2 separate regions of the Homo sapiens genome follow, and region 2 is linked to region 1. Evidence: chromatin loops called from intact Hi-C (ENCODE). Cell type or tissue: psoas muscle. All regions are shown on one strand.

Region 1 (8,000 bases):
GGCAGTTGGACCAAACCAATTCTAAAAAATATGACAGCAGGTGGAAATGGCTCCACCCTCGAGGGTTCTCTCGCTCAGGTCTCTGCATGTAGTTGTCACTTGCAGCTCCATTTCCATCACGTGGTAAAATGCCCTTTCTCTTCTTTCCTGCAGATGGATGGTTTCTAGTGTGCTTCCAAACCCCACCTCGGCTGAGTGTTGGGCAGCACTTCTACATGATCCTATGACTCTTGATATGGACGCAGTCCTGTCAGACTTTGTTCGGTCCACGGGGGCAGAACCTGGTCTGGCCAGAGACCTGCTGGAAGGTAAGCCCACCTCCTTGTTCCCCACACCACCATTCTGGGCATAACCACCTTCCAAATAAGAAGATTTCCAATACCTGATGACAGTGGTACTTGAGCACTAAGTGGGCTTTGCTTTGTGTTACATCTTACCGATATTAAGTCAAAATTTTATCACTAATTATTATATTTAAGAAAATATGTTCAATGGAGCAGAAATTATAAAACATTCAAGAAAATACTTTTGTGGTAGGCCTTAGTTTCATATCTCTGTGTTAGCGGAGACGAAAATACTCTAGGCCAGGGTTTTTGGTGGAAAAAGCACCTACTATCCAGGAAAGCCACTGGGAGTAATTCACAAGCAAGAAGACAGCCTTCATCCTCCAGCTTTTCACGTAGATACCATTTGCTGCATGAGAAATTGCATCCTCCGTATGTATGATGTTTTCAGATATGTATTCAGCCATAACCATAGTGAACTAAAATGAAAGTGTAGTTTCTATGTCTCTAAAATGGATTTACCTTTCTTTTTTTTTTCTGATGGCGGCAGTGGTATGTAAAGGTGGGAGGGACCAGTTACAACTTCTCAGGACAGTCAGCTGTGTGAGAGGAGAGAACTTTGTAATGTTTACTCTTTACTTCAAATGTATAAACTGCAATTTGTGGAGTTAGTAAATACTTGGTCAAGAATTGTAAGTCACAATGATTCTTTAAGTCACTTAGGGAAAATAAGAATTATTGTACATTTGCAGAAGTGGAGAGAACTATTCAATCATATTGAAAATTAAGAACCACCTACTGGAGGATTATCAAAAAATGGCAATGGCAAAAGCATAGTTTTTAAATTTTCCCCAACCTATTAGAATTTCAAACCAACTCCAAGTTTAGAATAAAATATGCTGAGAGTTTTTGCAATCTATGGAAATCAAAATATGATTCTCCCTTCCTGCTATTTATATTATATAATGTCTCCCTGTCAGTTTCCATTATTTTCATTAAGTGGGCAGCAGAGTGGAGAAGCAGGCTTGGAATAAGGTCGGCAGTGAAATCCGAGTTTGAGTTCAGATTCAGCCACTTATCAACTATGAGATATAGGACAAATTATTTTACTTCCCTTACCCTGAGATTTCTTCTATGTTGAGCTTAACCCACCTTACAAGGTGACTGTGAATATTAGAAGTTGTGATATAAAATGTGTGGTAAAGAAGCAGCATGTAGCAGATGCTCAAAAAAGTATAGAAGACCATGCTTGTGGTGGCCATTATTGTAATTAGTACTAACATCAGTATTAATGTCTAGACAGCCTTATAGGAAGCAAGAGTTGTCATCTCTTTTCTTTATTTTTTTTACTTATATTTTTCACATTAAGATACAGAAAAATTGAGTTTTTTGTGTCTAGTTCTATGAACTTTAACACATGTATGGATTTGTGTTATTACTACCACATTCAGGACACAGAAGCACTTCATCCCCTCCAGATTCTCTGTCCTGATGTCTTTTATAATCAGACCCTCCCCTACCCCAACCACTGGCAGTCAGTGCTCTGTTTTCTATCACTAGTTTTGTCTCTTTGCAAGAATGTCAGATAAATGTCCTACAGAGCCTAATCTTCTGAAACTGGCTCCTTTTCATGCAGGGAGATCATTTTGAGACTCATCAAGTCATGTGTCAGTAGCCGGTTCCTTTTTGTTGCTGAGTAGTATTCCATTCTGCAGGTACTCCAGAATTTCTCCACTCATCTGTCCAGGGGCATTTCAGTTGTTTTCCATTTTTGGCAGTTACAACTAGAGCTTCTAGAAACATTTAAGAACAGGATTTTGTGAATATAGTTTTAATTTTTCTTTGTTTTTTCTTTTTTTTTTTTGGTGACACAGAGTCTCACTCTAGCCCAGGCTGGAGTGCAGTGGCGCTATCTCGGCTCATTGCAACCTCCGCCTCCTGGGTCCCAGTTCAAGCAATTTTCCTGCCTCAGCCTCCTGAGTAGCTGTGATTACAGCCGCGCATCACCATGCCCAGCTAATTTTTGTATTTTTAGTAGAGACGGGATTTCAACATATTGGCCAGGCTGGTCTTGAGCTCCTGACCTCGTGATCTGCCCGCCTCAGCCTCCCAAAGGGCTGGGATTATAGGTGTGAGCCACTGTGCCTGGCCTAGTTTTAATTTTTCTAGGCTAAATACATGTTAACCTTGTAAGAAACTGCCAACCTGTTTTCCAGAGTTCTGTACCACTTTGCATTCCTACCAGCAGTGCCTGAGAGCTCCAGCTGCCCCACATCCTTGTCAACACTTGGTATTTCTTCCTTTTTTGTTTTTTCATTTTAACCATTTGATAGCTGTGTGATGGTATTTCTTCATGGTTTTAATTTTCATTTTCCTAATAATTAATGACGTTGAAAATTTTCATGCTGTTTATTTTCCATCTTTTTATTCTCTTTCGTGAAATGTCTGTTCAGGCTTTTTGCCTATGTCTAAATTGAGTTGTTTGATTGAGTTTTAAGAGTTCTTTACATATTCTGAATATAAATCTTTTGTTCAGATTTGTGATTTGTGAATATCTTCTCCCAATCTGTGCTTGACTTTTCAGTCTCTTAACAGGGCCTTTTACAGGGCACAGTTTTAAATTCTGATGCGTTCCAACTGACTTTTTTCTGAGGATCATGCTTTGAGTGACATATCTGAGAAATTTTGCATAACTCCAGGTCATGAAGATTTTCTTGTAGTTGGTCTTTTAAAAGTTTTATACTTTCATGTTTTACATTTAGATCTATGATCCATTTGAGATGATTTTTGTATAATATGTGAGATTTAGGTCCAGATTCAGTTTTATGCATACGGATATCCAATTGTTTCAACATCATTTATAGAAAATATCCTCCTTCTTTCATTGAAATTGAATTGCCTTTGCAATTTGACGAAAAGCCAACTGAGGGTATTTGTAAGGAATATATTTCTGGACAGTGGTTCTGTTCCATTGATCATTATGTCTGTTCTTTTATCAACATTGTGCCATATTGATTTCTGTAGCTTTGTAATGAGTCTTAAAATCAGATAGTGTGATTTTTCTAAATTTATTCTTCTTTTTCAGGAGTGTTTCAGCTATTCTTTTTTTTTTTTTTTTTGCCTTTCTATGTGAACTTTAGGATCTGCTTACCTCTATCTACTCTAAACTGTTTTGCTGAGATTTTGTCTACAATTTTAGTAAATCTACAACTCAATCCTATGTTATGTCTTTCAGTCCATGAAGGAGTGCCATAATTTCCATTTGCTTGGGCCTCCATTAAGTTCTTTCGTCAACATTTTATGGTTTTTGGCATGTAGATCCTATACATGTTTTGTTCTATGTGTATTGGGGGGCGGGGTTGTAAACTATTGTACATGGTATTTTTTATTTCAGTTTCTACTTGTTCATTGGCAATATACAGAAATATAACTGATTTTTGTGTGTTGATCTTGCATCCTGCAATCTTGCTAAAGCTAAACTCAGTTTGTTCTAGGAGGGCTGTGTGTGTGTGTGTGTGTGTGTGTGTGTGTGTGTGTGTGTGTGTGTTCCTTGGGATTTTCTACATAGGTGATCATGTTATCTGTGAGTAAGGACAGTTTTATTTCTTCCTTTCCAGTCTCTAGGCCTTTCTGGTTTTCTTGTCTTATTTCACTGACGAAGACTATTCAAAAGGTTAAATAGTGGTGTTAAAAAAGAAGATCCTTGTGTTGTTCTTAATCTCTGAGAACAAGCAGTATTTCACCATTAAGTAGAATGTTGGCTATAGGTTTTAGTAGATGGTCTTTATCAGGTGAAGAAAATTTCTTTCTATTCCAAGTTTGCTGAGCGTTTTATAATAAATAGATACTGAATTTTTAAAATGAAGATCAAGTGGGTTTTTTGCTTTAAACTGTTGCTATACTAGATTAAACTGATTGCCTTCTAGTGGTAAACCAGACTTTCAGCTATTTCTTTCCATGTTTCTATGTTCTGCCCTTTTTTTCTTTCCTTCTGGGACTCAGATGATAGGAAGCTCGGCCCTTTTGTTATTACCTAAGGTCTCTATGGTTCTGTTCAAGGTTTTCAAGCTTTGTCTGTTATTCAGATTCAGTCATTTCTATTAATTTATTTATGAACTGACTGACTACTTCCTCCATCATCTTCATCCCAGTAGTGAGCCCAGCCAGTGTGTTTTCTATTTTTGTAGTTGATTTTTTTCATTTCTAATATTTCCACTTAGTTCTTCTTCATATCTTCCATTTCTTTGCAAAATTTTCTATATGTTTTAAGAGTACCCTCCTTTACTTGTACAATATTTTTAACAACTGCTTGAAAATCTTTGTCAAATAATTCCAGTATCTGTTTCATCTCAGAGTAGCTGTTGGCTTTTTGTATGCTGAGTATGGTTTCAGTATGCTGAATTGTATCCTAGACATTTTAAATACTATGTTTTGAGATTCTGGTTATTGTTAAAATCTTACAGTGAACATTATTAACTTTATTTTAGAAGATAATCACCCCAAATGGGTTCAGACCACAAATTCCAAGTTCCTGCAAGACTTGTGTGGATTGTGGTTGCTGTGAGTCTGTGAGATGTGGATCTGTCTGGCACAAGCGCCACCTAGTGGCCAGCCTGGGACTCTGGTGGTAATCTATCCCACATTTCAGCACTCAAAGTCTGTGTGGTCCGTGTAGGGTCGGATCCATACATGTAGAGCTCAAGGGTAAGCCCAAGAGTTCATGAGCAACTTTCAGGGGTTGCTCTCCCGAAGCCCTTCCTCATTGTAACCTGCCCAGTAGTGTCTGGGTCCCTGGGCTCTACCTTTTCAGCCCTCCAGCCAGCTTGGGTGGTTGAGGCTTGATTTACCCTACTCTCTGGTGCACTTGACTGAACCACGTCAGAGCTAAGCAGCGAGAAGCCAGAGAGAAAAAGCATGAAGGTTTCCCCACCCTCTGGGGACCTCAGACTCTCTGGTTGGAAAGGAAGTTTGCCTGGCCTGATGACTTTAATTATCTGCCATTTCTCACTAGGGCCACAAAATTTCTTGAGGTCTGGGGCACAGAGAAGAAAAAATTTTAGAAGAAAAAGAAAAAAAAAAAGGATAAATTAGAGATTTCCAGACTTTCTTAGAACGGTAGAGACCCCTTTCCTGCTTCTGTACCCGAGTTGGCTGGGCTTTTCCTGGAATTAGTGCCCACTCTGGGTTAGGAGCTGCATTGACTCCACACTGGGGAGACTGGAGGAAGGGAAGTGTCTCGCTCACCTCCAACTCTGTGGCACTTCCAACTGTGGTCTCCTTTCTGCATCAGCACCTCCAACTGTGATCCACCTTCCTGAGCCCGGTCGCTGCTGCCTGCACGCTGTCCAGGGGTCCCGGCTGCACCCAGTGGGACAGAGGGTGGCAGTGGTGAGTGCTCACTCACCTCACCCACTGCTGGGTCCTGCCTTTGGCTTTCACAGGTAAGAGGACTGTGGTTCCATTGTGTATGATGGATTATTTAAGGTGTCAAAGTTATTTGGGTGAAGATTTCTCTAAACCCAGTGTTTCAAAGAATGAAATATTTTTGTTGTAAGTCCTCAGAAAGATGTGTATTGGGAGGATGTCAGTAATGTAGGAATTTAGAGGGGAGATGTCTAAAGGGAAATAAATCCTCATGGTGGCAAAAGCTGAGCGGAAGGTACATGGTCCTCATTTGTAACTTCTTGTATTTTTATTTATTTCAAAAAAAAAGTTAAAAAAACACTGCAATGATGGGAATCACAGTACAGCAGAGGGAGGCCAATAAGAGAAAGGAGGAGCAGAGGCTGATCACAACCTTGGTAAACTGAGGCAAGTGAACACTGACCTGCCTCCAAACAGAAGAGGGTGGCCTTGCCTGTTCACCTGCTTCCTGTGTTACCAGATCAAAGTTGGGTCTGGCTCTCTGGCACAGCAAAGCCAAAAACTGGCGTCAAGACTGCAGTAAGAGAAAGTGAGACATTTATTTCAGGGCAGGAAGCCAGGAGAATTGGGCAGCTCATGTTTAAGCCCTGAATCCCCCAGTGCCATATAGGTAAGCGTTTTTACAGGCAGGAAGAGGCTGGGCGTGGTGGCTCATGCCTGTAATCCTAGCACTTTGGGAGGCCTAGGCTGGTGGATCACCTGAGGTCAGGAGTTCGAGACCAGCCTGGCTAACATGGTGAAACCCTGTCTCTCCTACAAATACAAAAATTAGCTGGGTGTGGTGGCATACACCTGTAATCCCAGCTACTCAGAAGGCTGAGGCAGGAGAATCGCTTAAACCCAGGAGGCGGAGGTTGTAGTGAGCTGAGATCGCACCATTACACTCCAGCCTGGAGACAGAGCGAGACTCCATCTTGAAAACATAATAATAATAAAATAAAGGCAGGGGGCAGAAGTTACAGGCAAAGATATAAATCAATACACGGAGGCTGTACATTGGTTTGACCTAAAAAGACAGGACATCTTGAACCAGATGTGGGGTGGAGGGCATAGGTCATAGGTAGATTTGAAGATTTTCTGATTTACAATGGGTTAAGGAGACGAAGCTTTGTCTGCAAATTTGTGATCAGGAGAAAAGAACGTTAGCTCTGGTCTCTGGGCATGACTTCCTCCAGGCCCCTCAGGAAGAAATTTAGAACAAAGAGTGGTGGTCCAAGCTCAGTCCTCAGTTTCCCCTGTCTGAGGTCTGCATGCCAGCAGATAGCACTTTTCATTTGTTGGTGTCCTGGTTTCTGGAAATCAGCTCAAGGACTTGTGTTAAAATGTTATCTTTAGTCTCTGTGGGAACTTTGATCTATTCTGTGACTTAAACTTCCCTGGCTATTGTTTTAAGTTATTCTTCCCTTCTTGCTTCAGTTGCTCATTTACTTCCCAGTGCTGGCTAGGTACCTGGAAATGCCTTTGAAGGAACTCAAGATTTCCTTTTATTTCCATGCTTGGGGGCAGGTGCCCGGCAGGCCCCTAAGAGGGGTCTCTGCTCCATCTCATCTTCATATCAGTCCCTTGCATGTCCCTGAAGTGGTTCTCCCAAACAAATTCAAGTCAGGTAACTCCATTTCCTCCAATTTTTCATACTCCGTCCCCATTACCTGCAAAATAAACTTCTCCACCTGGTACTCCAGCCCTTCAGCATCTAGTCCTATTCCGTCCCTCCCCTCATTACCTGAGGCATCTCTTCACCATCCCTTTCCCTGACTTGACACCCACCTCTGTGCTTCTGCCTCCGCCCATTGCTCCTGCTGCTCCTCCCCCTGCACACACTGCCTCCCTGTTGAAATTCAGCTCTCCCTCCACGATGGATCATGAACTCCCCGACAGCAAGGACCATACAAGGTTTTGTTCACTGTTTGCCCAACACCCAGCACGTATGAGTCCCTCAGTAGAGTGATCTATTAATAGCTGCTGAGGTGCAGTGATGAGCAGCCAGACAGAAATTGCCCACATGGAGACAGATGGAAATAAGTTATATAGTGTGTTAGCCATTAGTGCTGTGGAGATAACTAAGTCGGGGAGAAGGAAGCAGGTATGAGTGTGTACAGTTTTAAATTAGGGTTGTCAAGGAAGGCTTCACTTAAAAAAAATAGGATCTGAGCAAAGATTTGAGGAAGTGAGAAAGCAAGCCACGTGGATGTCTGGAGGAAGAAGTTTCTATGACGAGGTAAGGATTCACTGATAATTCCTTGCCCTCCTGTGGAACTTTGTGGACTTCTGCTGCAGCTTGTGTTTGGTTGT
Region 2 (8,000 bases), 330 kb before region 1:
AAGGTGAGCATTCTCTACCCAGGAATTGGGTTTGGTAGAGACCCCAGGGTATAGGCATAGAGGAAACTTTGGATGTCCAGTGCTGTAGAGCCCAGAGCCTTCCTGCCCCGTCCGCAAGGCGCTGGGCTGTCTCTGTTCCCTTCCCCATCATAACCTGCACAGCATAGTTTGGAAGGGACCTACTCAACCAACACACAGCTAGGCTTTCAAATATACGGCCCTCCACTGATCTGTACTGTTTACATCCACTGGCACCTGTCTCCCCTTGACTTTTCCTGTGGCCTTGGTGCTAAGGAAATGCTTCCCAAGTACATTCATTAATGTCATACTATGAAATTGCATAAGTGGTTTATCATCCTAATTGCCCATACTGCATTATTTCCAAGTTAATGAGGTTATGAGCCTGCAGCAGGCGTACTATATTCTAATAATAGACTTTAGGACATGCCGTTAAAAAGTCATTACTATTATTATTGTTATTTAATTGGGAGAAGGTCCTCTCGCCCCCTCACCTATAGGCAAAAGATGTCTTAAATAAAAAGACACGTGAGCAGATATATGATTCCAAGGTCAACCCTGGACCAGAAAGACATCTGAGCTCTACACTGCTCTCTGCCCCTGCACACTGGGAGTCCCTCTTCCTTTCCCTCCCTCTCCTTGATCAATAAGGAAACACAGTATTCCCATCTGCTCTCCACCCCTGTTTGATGCCTGCCTTATCTTCCACCAGGACAAGTTCTATGGATCCAAATCTATTGCACCCATTGGACCCACCACAGTAATTTCTTCAGGAGTTACCTCTACGATCTTTCCCCAGTTGAACACACATTGGTGTGAGTAAGAACAAAAAAATCAATTTTGTTTGCAAGTGCTTAAACCCTTCCATAATCCAAACTCTACCAGTCCTTCAGAATCTGTCTCCAGTTCACATTGTCCAATCTCTAACCCTCATTCCCCAAATCACCAGGGTTATTACAATTAAATTAAAGCTTAGTCTGGTCTCTGAGCACACCAGGCTGTTCCCATCCCCGTACATTGTCATGTTTCTACTGTGGCATAGAAGGCAAAATCTTCCTTGTCCGTCTGTGGCTCCCTAAACCATTCCAAGATACAAAACAAGCTCATTCCATCTGTGAGTATTCCAGGGGAGCAAGATACTCTTTCTACATCCATGATCCATTGAATGATCATAGCAACAGCATAAGGAAACCAAAACCAGATGACTCAGGAAGTAATTAGTGTGTGCCAAGGACAAAGCAGTAAGATGAAAGGTTGTAATTAAGCCCATCTAAGAATTACTAAGAAGTTTACTTCTCATTATTAAGAGTTTACTTAATTTTGCAATACTCAATTTATATGTAAAGCAAGTAAAGTTGAGGATAGCATGAGATGACACAGATCAGAGAATAGAAAAGCAAATCAATCATCTCTGTACAAAAACAGACTGAGAATGATCTATGCAGAAATCCATCCCATCCACACAAAGCAACAATCTAAGCAAGATCAAATGCTGGAGGCCTTTTTCCTTCATTGGTGCAGATGGTCGCTACAGGTCACAAAGAAGGATCCCTGTCCTCAAATGTGCAGAGTATTAGTGAAAAACAAAGTGAAGGGGCTTTTCAGAACACACAGACTCTCAGCACAAATAACACATGGAAGGAACGCAGGTCTCGTGTGCACACTCTCAGTGCAAGTGACAAAAAAATGGCCCCTAACTTCACCCATATAGACACTCAATACCAAACATCAAAAGATGACACAATGTCCAAACATTTGCAAACTCTAAGAGAAGATTACAACTGAAGACCCTGTCATCATGGGAGCACGCTGTCAGTACAGATCACACACAAAAGGCACTATTTTCCCAGGCGCACACCCTTAGTACAGGAAAAAAAAACACCAAAGGCACCTCTCCTCCCAGGTGCATACTCTCATTACAGAAAACAAATAAACAAACAAACAAAAAACACTGAAGGCCCCTGTGCTCCCAGGTACAGACCCTCAGTACAGTTCACACACTGAAAGTCCCTGTCCTCTGTCCTCCCAGGTGCAGACCCTCAGTACGGATCACACACTGAAGGAACCTGTCTTCCCAGGTGCAGACCCTCAATACAGATCACACACTGAAGGGCCCTGTCCTCCCAGGTGCAGACCCTCAGTACGGATCACACACTGAAGGAACCTGTCTTCCCAGGTGCAGACCCTCAATACAGATCACACACTGAAGGGCCCTGTCCTCCCAGGTGCAGACCCTTAGTACGGATCACACACTGAAGGAACCTGTCTTCCCAGGTGCAGACTCTCAGTACAGATCACACACTGAAGGCCCCTGTGCTCCCAGGTGCAGACCCTCAGTACAGATCATACACTGAAGGTCCCTGTCCTCTCAATGCAGACCTTCAGTACAGATCACACACTGAAGGCCCCTGTCCTCTGAGGTACAGACCCTCAGTACCGATCACATAGAGAAGGCTTCTGTCCACCCAGGTGCAGACTCTCAGTAGGGATCACACACTGAAAGCCCCTGTCCTCTCAGGTGCAGACCCTCAGTACAGATCACACACTGAAGGCCCCTGTCCTCCCGGGTGCAGACTCTTTGTGCCGATTGTCCCCGGGACAGGAATCCTGGCTGCAGTGCCCTTGTCGTATCCTGGCCACCTAACTTTCACTCTACACCAGTCTTCATTTGCTTGTCTATTATTATTGTCTCCTAGAAATCTTCACATCCCATACAGCATCTCATGCTTTTATTTCACCCTGACTTCTTTCAACATTAACTTTCCATCAATTTTTTAAATCAAATTCTCTATTGTTCATCCTTAAGGCATAGAACACCTCTCCAGGAATGCCTAGGGAGTGTGGCCTGGCGTTCTCTCTCAGTTGCTGTGACTGCTGTGGATTTCGTTGTGCTCCATAAAATCCTTAAATGCAGAAAATGTGGGTGCTGATTCTCAGAAAGTAACAATACATTTGATTTCACCAACTTGCCCACAGCAGTCCGATACTGGGGTGCGATCCTCTCTCTTCCGCCTCTAGCAAGGGATTTTACAGCCACCTCAAAACCAAGGGCACTAATAGGACAGCAGATTCTTCTCAGCTGGGCTCTCCAATCTGCTGAGATTCCAGGAGGATCTCCCTTGTGGGATAAGAGGGATTCAAGGACCCCCAGGCCTGTGACTCAGCCTCACAGGATGCATGAAGTCTCAGGTGTGGACCACCCAACTGTCCCCCTCACCCACCATGGGCTCTGAATCATGAGAAATGGGAAGAAAATCATGTAATAGTACCGGAAAGGAGAACAGCATCAGTATAACAGAAATTGGAAAGAGGTTTGAAACACACAAAGGAGACAGGATGGGACAGAAGCTCAGCCTCCAGGAACGCAGCAGCACGAAAGAACCGTGGGGAGAGGGTGGTGGAAGGGCATCTTTGCGGGTCTCAGCTCCCAGGGAACAGCACTCGCGTCGGGACTGCATTCAGACCAGAACTGTCCTGGAACCTGCGGGCGGTGGCATGTCTGACTCACTTCCTTTAATCCAGGGAGGTCCTGCCCCATACCCTGTGTCCCCAGGACAAGGAGAACTAAAAAGTTAGCAAGAATAGAAGCCTCAGACCATCAGGGGGAAACAAATAAAAGCATATTTAAAACCTTAAAAAATTACAGCATCCAATAGCCCTGGGTAAGTGATTTGCTCTCTATTAATCAGAAAGCACAAGGTTTTCTAAGTGGGTTTTACGCGGAGATTGTATTTTTAAAAATTACTCACATTTTAAAAATTCCCTGCTTTTTATGAAATCTGCTCCTTTCTGTCTGTGTAGAGGTTGGGGTTATCTGCAGCTCCTTGTCTCACAGGAGGGATCCGAGGGCGTCCTCAGGCAAGGGTCCCTTGTCCAGCAATTGAAGGGGTGAGGGAGGATCGGGGTGTGGACAGAGGGTGGCTCTGCCCCCTGGTGGCTGCTTGGGGAGACCGCCGCGGCCAGATGCCAGGCTGGAGGAGGCGCCAGCCCCAGCCCTGGAGGTGGTAGGAGATGAGCTCTCAGGGCACTTCCCATCCTGGTGCGGGGCTCACGGCAGAGTCAGGACTGGCTGGGCCTGCAGAGCCCCACGCACAGGGCCTGGTGAGCTCCCCAGCGAGGCCTGCCTGAGCCCACCTCCGCAAAGGAGGGAAAGCTCCAGCCAGGGCTGGGGATGAGCTGAATGAAGGACAGGAGTCCCCACCTGCTCAGGGGTATCCCCAGTAGAGAGGAGGGACTCCCTTAAGGGCCTCATCCTGTGGGAACTCCCCAAATAAATGGAGAGTGCCTGGGGTGGAAGCTGATCCCTGGAACAGGCTAAACATGGGGAGCTGCCAGGCAGGAGTGTCCCCAGGAAGGAAGGCAAACTGCGGTGGAAGTGAGGGCAGAGGCCACGATGGGATCCTCAGCTCTGCTCGAGCAGGTGGCGAGGACGGCCACACAGGGTGTCCTCCCCAACAACGAGGCAGTGCCAGGCGCACAGGTGGGTGTTGGGACTCAGCACAGTGGGGCAGCAGACACATGTGCTGGACACACAGCCCAGGACACACAGAAGTACTGGGTACACAACACAGGGCGCACAGCACAGGACACACAGCACAAGACACACAGCACACGGCACACCACACAGGACACAGCACAGGACACACACTACAGGGCACACAGTGCACGGCACACCACACAGGACACAGCACAGGCCACACAGCATAGGACACACAGCACAAGACACACAGAGCACACACACAGGGCTAACAACAGAGCACACAGCACAGGACACAACACAGGCCCACACAGTGGGCACAAAATTCTGGGCACACACTGTCAGCCAAACAATTCGAGGTACACGTGCCAGTCACGCAGCACCAGGCACACAGGAGTGGGCACGCTTGCCAAGCATACACAGCCACACAAACCATGCTGGGTCACAACACCAGACACAGAAGGAAAGACACACTCTCCAGCCACAGACACTGAAGCTGGGGACACACTGGACACACAACTCTGGGCATACAAGGTCAGGCATACCATGACCGACAAGCTGGCACACCCACTGGGAATACACACTGGCACACACTGGGGACAACACCAGACGCTGCAGGAACACAACATCGGGCACACACCAGGCACAGATGCTACACACACTCTAGGGACACAGCATCACATACACAATGCACACACGGCAAGAACCCATGCTTGTAACACATGTTGAACACACACACCAAACGCAATGCTGAGCTTCACTGTAGGGCACAAAACACTGGGACACACCATGCTGGGCACAGAAGCCAGGGTGCAATGCCAGGCACACACAAGTCCAGGCACTAATGCCAGCACACACTGTGGGAACACAACACTATGCACAAAACCTCAGACAGATGATGCCAAACACATACCACACACACACCAGCAGGCACTCCGGGCCAGGCACTCCAGGAGCACCACACTGAGCTCACAACGCTGGGTCACATACCAGCCATGTACACACCAGCCATGTAATTCCACCCACACAACACCAGGCATGCAGTGCAGAAACAGAACTCTGGAACCACAGGGCCAGGAAAACAATGCAGGCGCCCCATGCTGGACACACACAGTAAGTATACAACAATGAGCATGCAATGCCAGACACACAAAGCCAGACACACCATAGTAGGCGCAGCCTCTGGGACACCATGCAGGGCACACAGTGCTGGGCAAACATGCCAGGCACAAAATGCCAGGGAGAAAGCACTAAGCCCGTATGCCAGGCACACTCTGGGCCCACCAAGCTGGATGCACAAACCTGAGCACACAGGGCCGGACACACAACGCAGGCACCCAGGCCGGGCAGACACTCTGGGATCTCAATACTGGGCACACAGGACCAGGTACACAACACCAGGCATGCAATACTGGGCATGCCCACTAGGCACAAACAAGCAGGAACACAGCGCCAGGTACACACAGTACCTGCACACACAGTTGGCAAACAACACAGGGCATACGCTCCAGGATTACACTGCAAGGCTCACAGACGGGAGCAAACAAACCCGGCATACAATGCGGAGTATGCACAGCCAGGTGCCACACTAGGCATGCAGGGCCAGGCACATGGCAAGAACACAGGCTGGACACAGATGCTGGCTACGCGACACTGGGCAAACAAAGTCAGACACACCATGCCTGGTGCATAACACCATGCACATAACTCAATACTGGACACACAGTGACAGGCACACAACACTGGGCGCACAAAGGAAGTATGCATGCTAGGCACTCAGCAGGAACACAGGACACTAGAAGGCACACCCAGTCAGCACATACAGTTGGCTTTGAGCAACGAAGTGTGCGCAGACGCAGTGTCACCCACCAGCTTAGGGCTGACCGTGGCCAGCCGTGCTCCAGATGGCGGCCGCCCCGCGGCGCAGATCTTGGATGAAGGCGACATGGAGCGGGGCTGTCGCCAGCCACTGGGGCTCAGGGGGCTCAGGGGCACTTGCGGCAGCCACACAGCCTGAGCGCTGCTGGCTGTAACTCTGTGGGATGCACGAGGTTTGCTTCCATCAGTGCCCTCTCTGATGCACATGTGAATCGCTCTGAGTCTCTTACGATAACAAAAAATTCCGTAGGGTGTGGCACGTGTAAACCCGACTCGTATTTCTTGCTAGAGTATCTTTGGCAAGGTTTCCTGGGTTACTGGGTCAGAAGTCAAAGGCAGGTGACTTTGCAATTGCCAATTATCTCCGCAGGGCTACACCAGAGTGGGTCAGGGGAAGAATCAGAGATGGGTCGTAGGATTGTATCGTCATTAGGTGCATGTGCCCAGAAAGCAGGAAACAAATCTCCCAAAAAAGCTCTCTCAGCCTGCTCTTCAAAAACCCGGCCCCTTCCCACCTCTTCCTCTGCCGGAGGAATCTTTAAGATTTGCAATTTTAACCTTTAGCCGTTAGGTGGCGCCACAAAGTAAGGTATCCATGGGCCGAGGACGCTCAGCGACCCCTTCCTCCCCTGTGAGATTTCTTCTCTTGTTGAAGCTGCAAAGGAAAATCGCAGTTCCCAGATCTGGCAAGTGTAACAACATCTTCAGCAGCTCTGAATGGTTTTTATACAATTCTTTTCTTTACCTAATAGAAGGATCAATAACTGTAGACATATGCAGATCTTGATGGTTTGACCTCAGGCCAAAGCAACCTTGCTCCCCACCCCCATCACTTTCCTGTAAGACAGAAAGAGTGGTTGGTGAATGCTTGTCAGGTGCATGGCCCAGTGGGTGAAGCTGTTGAACAGGTCCCTTGCCAGTGCCCCCAGCAGCGGCTCTTAACAGCCATGCTAATGGCCGTCTCCTCTCCAAGCACCCAGGCTTGCAGTGGTCTGGGGCAGGCCTTGGGCCGCTCCCTCCCCGGGCATTACAGCCCTATCTCTGTGCCTTCCCTGAGCCCCTGCAATTCCACCAGAGGCCTGATGACTCTCTGGGGGACCTCTTCAAATAACTTCAGTCATTCATGTGGAGCAAGAGAGCCAGACTCCTGGCAAGAAAAAGCCAGACAGGGCCTGGGCTTCAGAAGATGCCTCACAGACCCTGGCAATCGGCCTGACTTCCAGAGGCCCCTCCCTCCCTGCAGGTCCAGGACACACATCACTTTACAGGAGAGGTTTCAGTCTGCAAGGCCAGCCCAAGTCTCCCAGAGTGGATGGTCCTCCCACCTCACCCTCTCTCTCAGACCATAGGGGTCGCTGGGCCCATGCTCTGTTGCAGGCACCAAGCCTGCCCTCCAGGCTAGGGGCTCAGCATTTCTAGAATTCTTGGGGTGTGAAGGACATTCATCTGAAAAGCTTCACTGGAGGATTGCAGACTTCAGGCTCCTAAGAAATTGCCTGGTGACTCTTGGTCTGCCTTTGCCACCACCCCTCCCAACGGCATAGGCAGCACTGAGATAGGCCACTCTACAAGTGGAAGGAGCCCAGGCCGGAAAACTGGGCCACCAGAATTCAGCCTACGAACCTCA

What was found. Hi-C counts contacts between places; a loop is a spot of excess contacts. Peaks named below come from ENCODE experiments on the same cell type or tissue, not always from the same donor. Only the 100,000 strongest peaks of a DNase experiment are listed, where the experiment ranks them.
Region 2: a loop joins it to region 1, with 4 times the contacts of the local background. A loop is called at or near these places in 26 of 110 quality-filtered maps.

What each region holds. Positions count from the first base shown.
Region 1 is chr15:31,647,404-31,655,403 of GRCh38, reverse strand. OTUD7A (OTU deubiquitinase 7A) reads left to right here. Exons shown (of 13, transcript NM_001382637.1): 3 at 154-308. The coding sequence starts at 158. Among named protein-coding and RNA genes, the nearest start is that of OTUD7A, 220 kb to the left of the region's middle. In psoas muscle, no CTCF peak of the experiment used is centred here; a DNase peak (open chromatin) is centred at 4,873.
Region 2 is chr15:31,973,962-31,981,961 of GRCh38, reverse strand. No RefSeq gene overlaps it. Among named protein-coding and RNA genes, the nearest start is that of CHRNA7, 53 kb to the left of the region's middle. RefSeq lists enhancers at 3,884-4,449, 4,450-5,016, 5,582-6,264. In psoas muscle, CTCF peaks have their summits at 3,956 (motif pointing left) and 6,945 (motif pointing right); a DNase peak (open chromatin) is centred at 3,971; H3K4me3 peaks cover 705 bases; H3K27me3 peaks cover 1,225 bases.